Linked DNA regions of Homo sapiens: all the other regions are linked to region 1. Evidence: read pairs that join two places in POLR2A ChIA-PET (ENCODE). Cell type or tissue: CD4-positive, alpha-beta T cell. All regions are shown on one strand.

Evidence for each region. ChIA-PET counts read pairs that join two places held together with the same protein. Peaks named below come from ENCODE experiments on the same cell type or tissue, not always from the same donor. Only the 100,000 strongest peaks of a DNase experiment are listed, where the experiment ranks them.
Region 2: POLR2A ChIA-PET joins it to region 1 with 6 read pairs; 3 of 35 experiments call an interaction of 5 or more read pairs at or near these places.
Region 3: POLR2A ChIA-PET joins it to region 1 with 5 read pairs; 1 of 35 experiments calls an interaction of 5 or more read pairs at or near these places.

The regions. Positions count from the first base shown.
Region 1 is chr20:44,978,481-44,980,980 of GRCh38, reverse strand. It overlaps STK4 (serine/threonine kinase 4), which reads right to left. Exons shown (of 11, transcript NM_006282.5): 3 at 2,410-2,500. Among named protein-coding and RNA genes, the nearest start is that of STK4, 13 kb to the right of the region's middle. In CD4-positive, alpha-beta T cell, no CTCF peak of the experiment used is centred here; DNase peaks (open chromatin) are centred at 1,510 and 2,390; H3K4me3 peaks cover 1,600 bases; H3K27ac peaks cover 2,500 bases.
Region 2 is chr20:44,761,841-44,764,340 of GRCh38, reverse strand. All of the region lies in intron 2 of RIMS4 (regulating synaptic membrane exocytosis 4), which reads left to right. Among named protein-coding and RNA genes, the nearest start is that of KCNK15-AS1, 17 kb to the right of the region's middle. In CD4-positive, alpha-beta T cell, no CTCF peak of the experiment used is centred here; no DNase peak of the experiment used is centred here.
Region 3 is chr20:45,973,597-45,976,096 of GRCh38, reverse strand. It overlaps the pseudogene FTLP1. Among named protein-coding and RNA genes, the nearest start is that of ZNF335, 2.6 kb to the right of the region's middle. RefSeq lists an enhancer at 278-814. In CD4-positive, alpha-beta T cell, no CTCF peak of the experiment used is centred here; no DNase peak of the experiment used is centred here.

The DNA of each region.
Region 1 (2,500 bases):
GAATGATGATTTCAGCCAGGCGCAGTGGCTCACATCTGTAATCCCAGCACTTTGGGAGGCCGAGGTGGGCGGATCCCGAGGTCAGGAGATCGAGACCATCCTGGCTAACATGGTGAAACCCCGTCTCTACTAAAAATACAAAAAAATTAGCCTGGCGTGGTGGCAGGCCCTGTAGTCCCAACTACTCAGGAGGCTGAGGCAGGAGAATGGCATGAACCCAGGAGCCGGAGCTTGCAGTGAGTCGAGATCGCGCCACTGCACTCCAGCCTGGGCAACAGAGTGAGGAGACTCCGTCTCAAAAAAAAGAAAAAATGATGATTTCTCCAAAGGGAAAAGTGATTTTCTTTTCTTTTCATTTGAATTTTTCTAAGAAGTCATATGTACTTTGTAATAAAAACATACACATACTACAATCTATTATAAAGAAAAAATGTTCAGGATCAAACCTGGAATTTTAGGTCTCAAGCTGGAAGAGAGATACCAAACAAGAAATTCAGAGAAAAATCAAATATCCTATTAAAATAAAATAATGTGCCCTCTGAGAGCTGCCAGCTTTAACTGGCTAGATTGTTATCATGGCCAAATGAAGTTTCCTAACAACTGATGTTAAAACCAAATTGGCTTCATTAACTCAGAACTCTTACAATTTCCTCTTCAAACCTTAGGAAACATGCCAGTGACAAGGACAGCAAAACACACACACACATTAAATATTAATGAAAAAAGTGTCTAAGGTAAATATCAACACATTTACTCTCCCTGTAATACAGTACTGACAGGAGTTAAATACTGTAGGCCATTACTATCAAGTATTTACTACTGGAATATGTTCTCTATAGACTTGCACTGTTGGCTAGATTCTCCTCTACATATATATATACTTAGCCTGTCCAATTAGTCTATAAACTCCCAAAGCACAAGGACTCTGCTCTGTATTTCACTGTATTCCTTACAGTGCTTAGCACAGAGTAGACGCTTGAAAATATCTCTTCTTTAATTAAAGACATTTCCATACTCTGTTTGGAACACAGCTCCCGCACAGTCTATCGAAAGTGACAAAGTCCCAATTTGCCAAATGGAAAGAACTTCCAAAATGTATCTGAAAAAGGAGCAAATGGAAAACTGCCACCTTCATCTGGTCAATCCAATCAAGAAAAATGGGGATTTTATCTAGTAGACAGTAATCACAAAAATAGAAGGGAAAAAAAAAGAAGGGAGAGAAAAAAGAAAGGACTACATTCCCAAGTCTGTGAGACTGAAAGGCTTCTGGACTAATTTTTTGGTAGGTAGCCCCACCTAAACCCTAATGTAGAAGTTTTGCAAACAGCAGGTACTAAGTTGATCTGCTGACCAAAAAGCCTTCAGAAGAATGAATGCAGCTTCAACTGAGAGAATTTCTCACCCATCTTCAGCTCCCTAGAGCTGGCATTGCCCCTAACTTTGTGTTTGTCTCTAATCTAAATAGTGCTGGGGAAGCCTGCTCTATCAGTGACCAACCCATGTTGTCATGGAATTTCAGAGCAAACCACGTGGTTTTCTGTGGTTGTCTTTTGGTCTGACTTCCTGCTTACAACATTTGACAAATCTTAGTTCCTCAAAAATAAATACGTAGGTACTCTCAGCTAGAATAATTTTTTTTAATGTGAAGGAACAAACAGTAGTATATACATAACTACTCTTTTTTTATAGATTTACCTGATATTCTAAGGTTTCTAGAACTAAAAAACATTTGAATTATCTGTTCTTGGCTATCTCTGCAGAAATGTTTTCTCAATAGGAAGTAAAAAAGATCATTATCACACACACAAAAAAAAGCAAGCACCACCTTCTGCCTCTTCTTCCTAGTTTCTAAAAGGGCTCACTGAAGAAAAGAAAAAAGCCAGGTATGGTGGCTCACTCCTGTAATCCCAGTACTTTGGGACTTGGCCGAGGCAGGCAGATCATTTATGGTCAGGAATTTGAGATCAGCCTGACGAATATGGTGAAATTCCATCTCTACTAAAAATACAAAAATATTAGCTGGGCGTAGTGGCACATGCCTGTAGTCCCAGCTACTCGGGAGGCTGAGGCACAAGAATCACTTGAACCTGGGAGGTGGAGGTTGCAATGAGCCGAGATTGCACCACTGCACCCCAGCCTGGGCGACAGAGCGAGACTTTGTCTCAGAAAAAAAAAAAAAGAAAAATTGAAAAAAAAAAACAAAACACCATGCATAAAAATTACGGAGGTTTAGCTACAAAAACAACCATTATCATCATATTTTTTTCTGAAAAGAAAATGCACAGTGATTCCATCGAATTCTCCCTTCTGCAAAATATCTAAGTAAATGTGTCTCTAGGTATCAAACTCTACACAATCATAGCTAATTCAAAACCACATTCTCCCCAAAGGAAGCCCACATGCCTTTACCTGTCACATTGCTGCATTATAGAGATTTCTTTGATTATCTCCTGGAGGTCTGATTCCACAGGAACTTGCTTAATAGCAACAATCTGGCCGG
Region 2 (2,500 bases), 220 kb after region 1:
TTTGCGTTGCACAGTAATTTTTAGAAATGTATATTTCATGTTACAGCAGAATTGATTGCATTGTAGGCTTGGTGAGTTTGTGGGAGGATGGATGGATGGATGAATGGATGGACGGATGGATGGATGGGTGGATGGATGGATGGATGGATAAATGGATGGATGGATGGATGGATGGATGGATGGATGGATAAATGGATGCATAAATGGATGGATGGATGGATGGATAAATGGATGGACGGATGGATGGGTGGATGGATGGATGGATGGATGGATAAATGGATGGATGGATGGATAAATGGATGGATGGATGGATAAATGGATGGATGGATAAATGGATGGATGGATGAAGTGATAGGTGGATGGATGGATGGATAAATGGATGGATGGATGGATAGGTGAGCATGTAGTGAATGGATGGACAGGGAACCCGTAAACTCCTAAACCTTTGAGAATCACATAACCTATAATCACCACAAGGGCTGTGCAACCTTTTAATTTCTGATGCTGTTGAGACGAGTGATCCATCTGGAAAAGAGAATGGAGTCAAACCCCTGCGTGAGCCAGTTACTTCTTTCACCATCAAGAACACAGAAAATCCAGGGGCCAAACCAAGCTCAGAGGTTAATAATAAAAGACCAATGGGTTTCAGCTCCACAAACAAAAGTAATAGGATTTGAAATGCAGGGAATCTCATTTCACCATTAACACAAAATAAAAGGCCAGCAGAACATGGGTTGTAATCCTGTTACAGGGCTTTGCGCCTGTCCAAGTGGCACACGTCCCTGGAAGGGACCCGCTGCTGCAGTACTCCCCAGAATGGCTTGGGCTTATTCTCAGGCATCCAGATGCTGTACTTACTAACAGGTCTAGAATCTGAAATGCCATGAAAATGCCAAGAATGTGGCAAGGAGGCTCTCCCAGGCCAGGCAGCAGGCCCAGCAGGCCATGGTATCTCACCCTTTGATTCACTCAGCAGGTCCTCTGTGCTAAAGCACCTTGCCTACACTAGCTCTCTGACTCTCCCCAACAACTCGGCAAGGTAATTACTATTTATTCCCATTTTCTACATGAGGAAACTGCAGCTCAGAGAGGTTAAGACACTTGCCACAGGTTGTACAGTACTGGCATCCAGGGTCTGCGTTATGCCAAATCCAGTCTTCACTCCATCCTTTATTTTCCCAGTGTAAGTCCTGCTGTAGGGTTTGGCAGTGAACATCTATTGAGCTCCTGTTGCATACAAGGACTTGTCAAAGTTGTAGCACATATGCAGCACTTAATGCAATAAGCTCTTTTATACCCCTGTGCTCATGGATGCCGTAAGCAGAAATTTTGAAAAACATTTGAAACTGAGACAGCACAGGCACTGGCCAACAAAAAGGCCAGACACTGTCCATGAGGCAGTGTGATTTCATTTGCAGATAAGAACATTGAAATGCAGAGACAATAACAACTTGTCAGAGGTCACACAGCAAGCAGTTGGCTAGTGAGTTGTAGAGGCAGATTTGATTTTGCGGCCTCTGCCTTCTTGTGTACTCCAGGGAAGACCCGCAGTTGGATTTCTGGCCTAGTAGGGCCCAGCCACCACTTTATTCCTCCTTCCTCCAGCCCCCAGGAGGACGTGATAACCTATTCAGGGTTTCTGGGGCGTCAGCCGGGTTCCTTGGCAGCTAGCAAGGCTCCCTGGGATAGGAAATCAGGCAGCCGCCCAGATATTATAAACAATTACCGCTAATTACCAGGCCTGCCAGTTCCCCATTGTCTGCTCACAATCCCACCAGGAACTGAGAAGCAGACAATGATGACGTTGGAGGAAACTTTCAATTTCAGGCTGCAGAGGGCCTCCCTCTGCCTGGGAGGCTGCGCTCCTTCCATGCCTGGAATCCGTGAGACCCCCACCATTTCTCAGGCTTTTGGAGCCCAGACACTCCTTACAAAATGGAGGCTGGCCCCCTAGATGGCTGGGAGGGTAGGGTGGAAAAGAGACCCAGGGGCATGGAGGAAAGGCCATGTCACCAGTGTGAAAGAGGTCAGGGGTCCCCAACCCCAGGGGCCTCCCCCAGGGGTACTGGTCCCTGGCCTCTTAGGAACCAGGCTGCAGAGCAGGTGAGCGGTGGGCGAGCGAGCGTTACCGCCTGAGCTCTGCCTCCTGTCAGATCAGTGATGACATTAGATTCTCATAGGAGCATGAACCCTGCTGTGAACTGTGCATGAGAGGGATCTAGGTTGCAAGCTCCTTGTGAGAATCTAACTAATGCCTGATGATCTGAGGTGGAGCAGTTTCATCCCAAAACCATCCCCCACTCCCTGCCCCAGTCCATGGAAAAATTGTCTTCCACAAAACTGGTCCCTGGTGCTAAAAAGGTTAGGGACCCCTGGTCTAGACCATAGCCTCTGTGCTGTTAATTAAGGGTCTTTGGTTTTGCAAGAATAGTGGGTATACCTTTCAGTCCCCAGACACTTACGTGACTTTATTTTTTCATACTTTCTGTCTATAAAAAAA
Region 3 (2,500 bases), 1.0 Mb before region 1:
TTAGCTCCTTCTTACCAGCCCATGAGCTCCCAGATTCGTCAGAATTATTCCACTGAGGTGGAGGCAGCCGTGAACCACCTGCTCAATTTGCACCTGCAGGCCTCCTCATCTGCCTCTCTCTGGGCTTCTACTTACACTGTGACGATGTGGCTTGGGAGGGCGTGGGTCACTTCTTCCACGAATTGGCCGAGGAGAAGCGCAAGGGTGCCTTAAAGATGCAAAACCAGTATGGCGGCTGCATTCTCTTCCAGGACATCCAGAAACTGGCCCAAATTGAGTTAGATAAGACCCTGGACACGGCTGGACGTGGTGGCTCATGCTTGTAATCCCAGCACTTTGGGAAGCCAAGGCAGGTGGGTCAGTTGAGGTCAGGAGTTCAAGACCAGTCTGGCCAACGTGGTGAAATTGTATCTCTACTAAAAATACAAAAAAAATTAGCCAGGTGTGGTGGCACACGCCTGTAGTCCCAGCTACTAAGGAGGCTGAGGTGGATCGCTTGAACCTGGGAGGCAGATGTTGCAGTGAGCTGAGATCACACCACTGCACTCCAGCCTGGGTGACAAAAAAAAAATAATAATAAATAAATAAATTTTAAAAACCCTGAATGCCACGGAAGCCGCCATGGCCCTGGAGAAAAATCTGAACCAGGCCGCTTTTGGATCTTCAAGCCCTGAGTCCTGCCCGCACAGACCTCCATCTCTGTGACTTCCTAGAGAGTCACTTCTTAGATGAGGAAGTGAAACTCATCAAGATGGGCGACCACTTGACCAACCTTCCCAGGGTGGCTGGCCCCCAGGCTGGCCTGGGTGGGGTTCTCTTGGAAAGGCTCACCCACCCTCAAGCACGACTGGGAGCCTTAAGGGCCCCTCCCAAAGTATCAGGGCTTCTGCCTAAGCCTCTCCCTCCAGCCACTAGGCAGCTTTTTAATTACCCTGGAGCCTTCTTCCAAGCCTTGATCCAAATGGAAATAAAGCTCTGTGGAAGCAAATTAAAAAAAAAAACAAAACATGACTCAGAAAGCACACACACTGCCTGGCATCTTCCCTCCTCTTTCCCTCTTGGCTCTTCTACATTTTTCTCAATGGTCCACTTTAATGTCCTCTGACCCAGAGCCCCTTCACTGCTTCCATAAGTCTCTCTAAGCTGGGGCCATGGAGTTCGAGACCAGCCTGGGCAAAATAGCTAGTCCCCATCTTTATAAACAATTTTTTAAAAGATAAAACAAATTTTAAAGAGAAAACAAAAAAATAAAGCTGAGACCAGAACTAGACTGCACTCTCTGGAGGAACAAACCCTGGATTCACAGGCAGAATACAAGGATTTGCCTGCTTGTCTTTGTGATGGAAGGGTTCTGGTATGTTGTTTCCAAGGAGCCGAGACCTTGGGCTGTTAGCTTTCCCCCTCTGGGCCTTGGGCTCCTCTTCGGTTTCATGATGAGTCTGTTTCATCTGTACCATGACATTCTGCAATCTTGTGATGCTGTGGCAAAGGCCAGGATTAAGGTTGAGTCTTTTTTTTTTCTTTTTAATAGACAGGGTCTCACTCTCTCACCAAAGCCAGAGTGCAGTGGCGCACTCATAGTTCACTGCAGACTCTACCTCCTAGGAGGCTTCAGTCTTAGTGGGGAAGGGAATGAGGGTACTGTGGGGCTACTTCGGAGTACCCCAAACTTGGGAGAGGTGACTTGGTCAGATGTAGGATGCACCCTACTACCCTACTGGCATGAGGGGGCAGATGCTTCTGTAGGGCTGAGGAATGGGGTCCACACGGGAAAACTGCCTGGAGATAGTAAAACCAACATGTCATCATGCCAGTGCTGACCTAGCTCTTCAGAGCTGCTCTGGGGCCTGGTCCTGCTGGTTGCAAGGGATAGGGGATGAGGGTCCTAACCTATCCAGAGGCCTCCTGTTCCATTCCCTCAACCCAAAAGGGAAACCTAGGAAAGAAAACTTTACCTAAGAAAAGGACCAGATGAATCCCCTCATACACAAGTGCACACAAATAACAGCTCAAAGCACCCTTTGTCCTTTTTATTTTTATTTATTTATTTATTTTTTGAAGCGGAGTTTCTCTCTTGTCGCAATGGCACAATCTCGGCAACCTCCGCCTCTGGGCTTCAAGCGATTCTCCTGCCTCAGCCTCTCGAGTAGCTGGGACTACAGGCGCGCGCCACCACACCCAGTGAAATTTTGTATTTTTAGTAGAGACAGTTTCACCATGTTGGCCAGGCTGGTCTCGAACTCCTGACCTCAAGTGATCCACCGGCCTCAGCCTCCCAAAGTGCTGGTTATTACAGGTGTGACCCACCGAGCCCGGACCTTTTCTCCTTATTAATAGGTCTTCTCCTTAGGACTTTTTGTTTGTTTGTTTGAGACAAGAGTTTCCGCTGTTGTTCCCCAGGCTGGAAGGCAATGGCGTGATCTCGGCTCACCGCAACCTCTGCCTCCCGGGTTCAAGCTATTGTCCTGGCTCAGCCTCCTGAATAGCTGGGATTACGGCA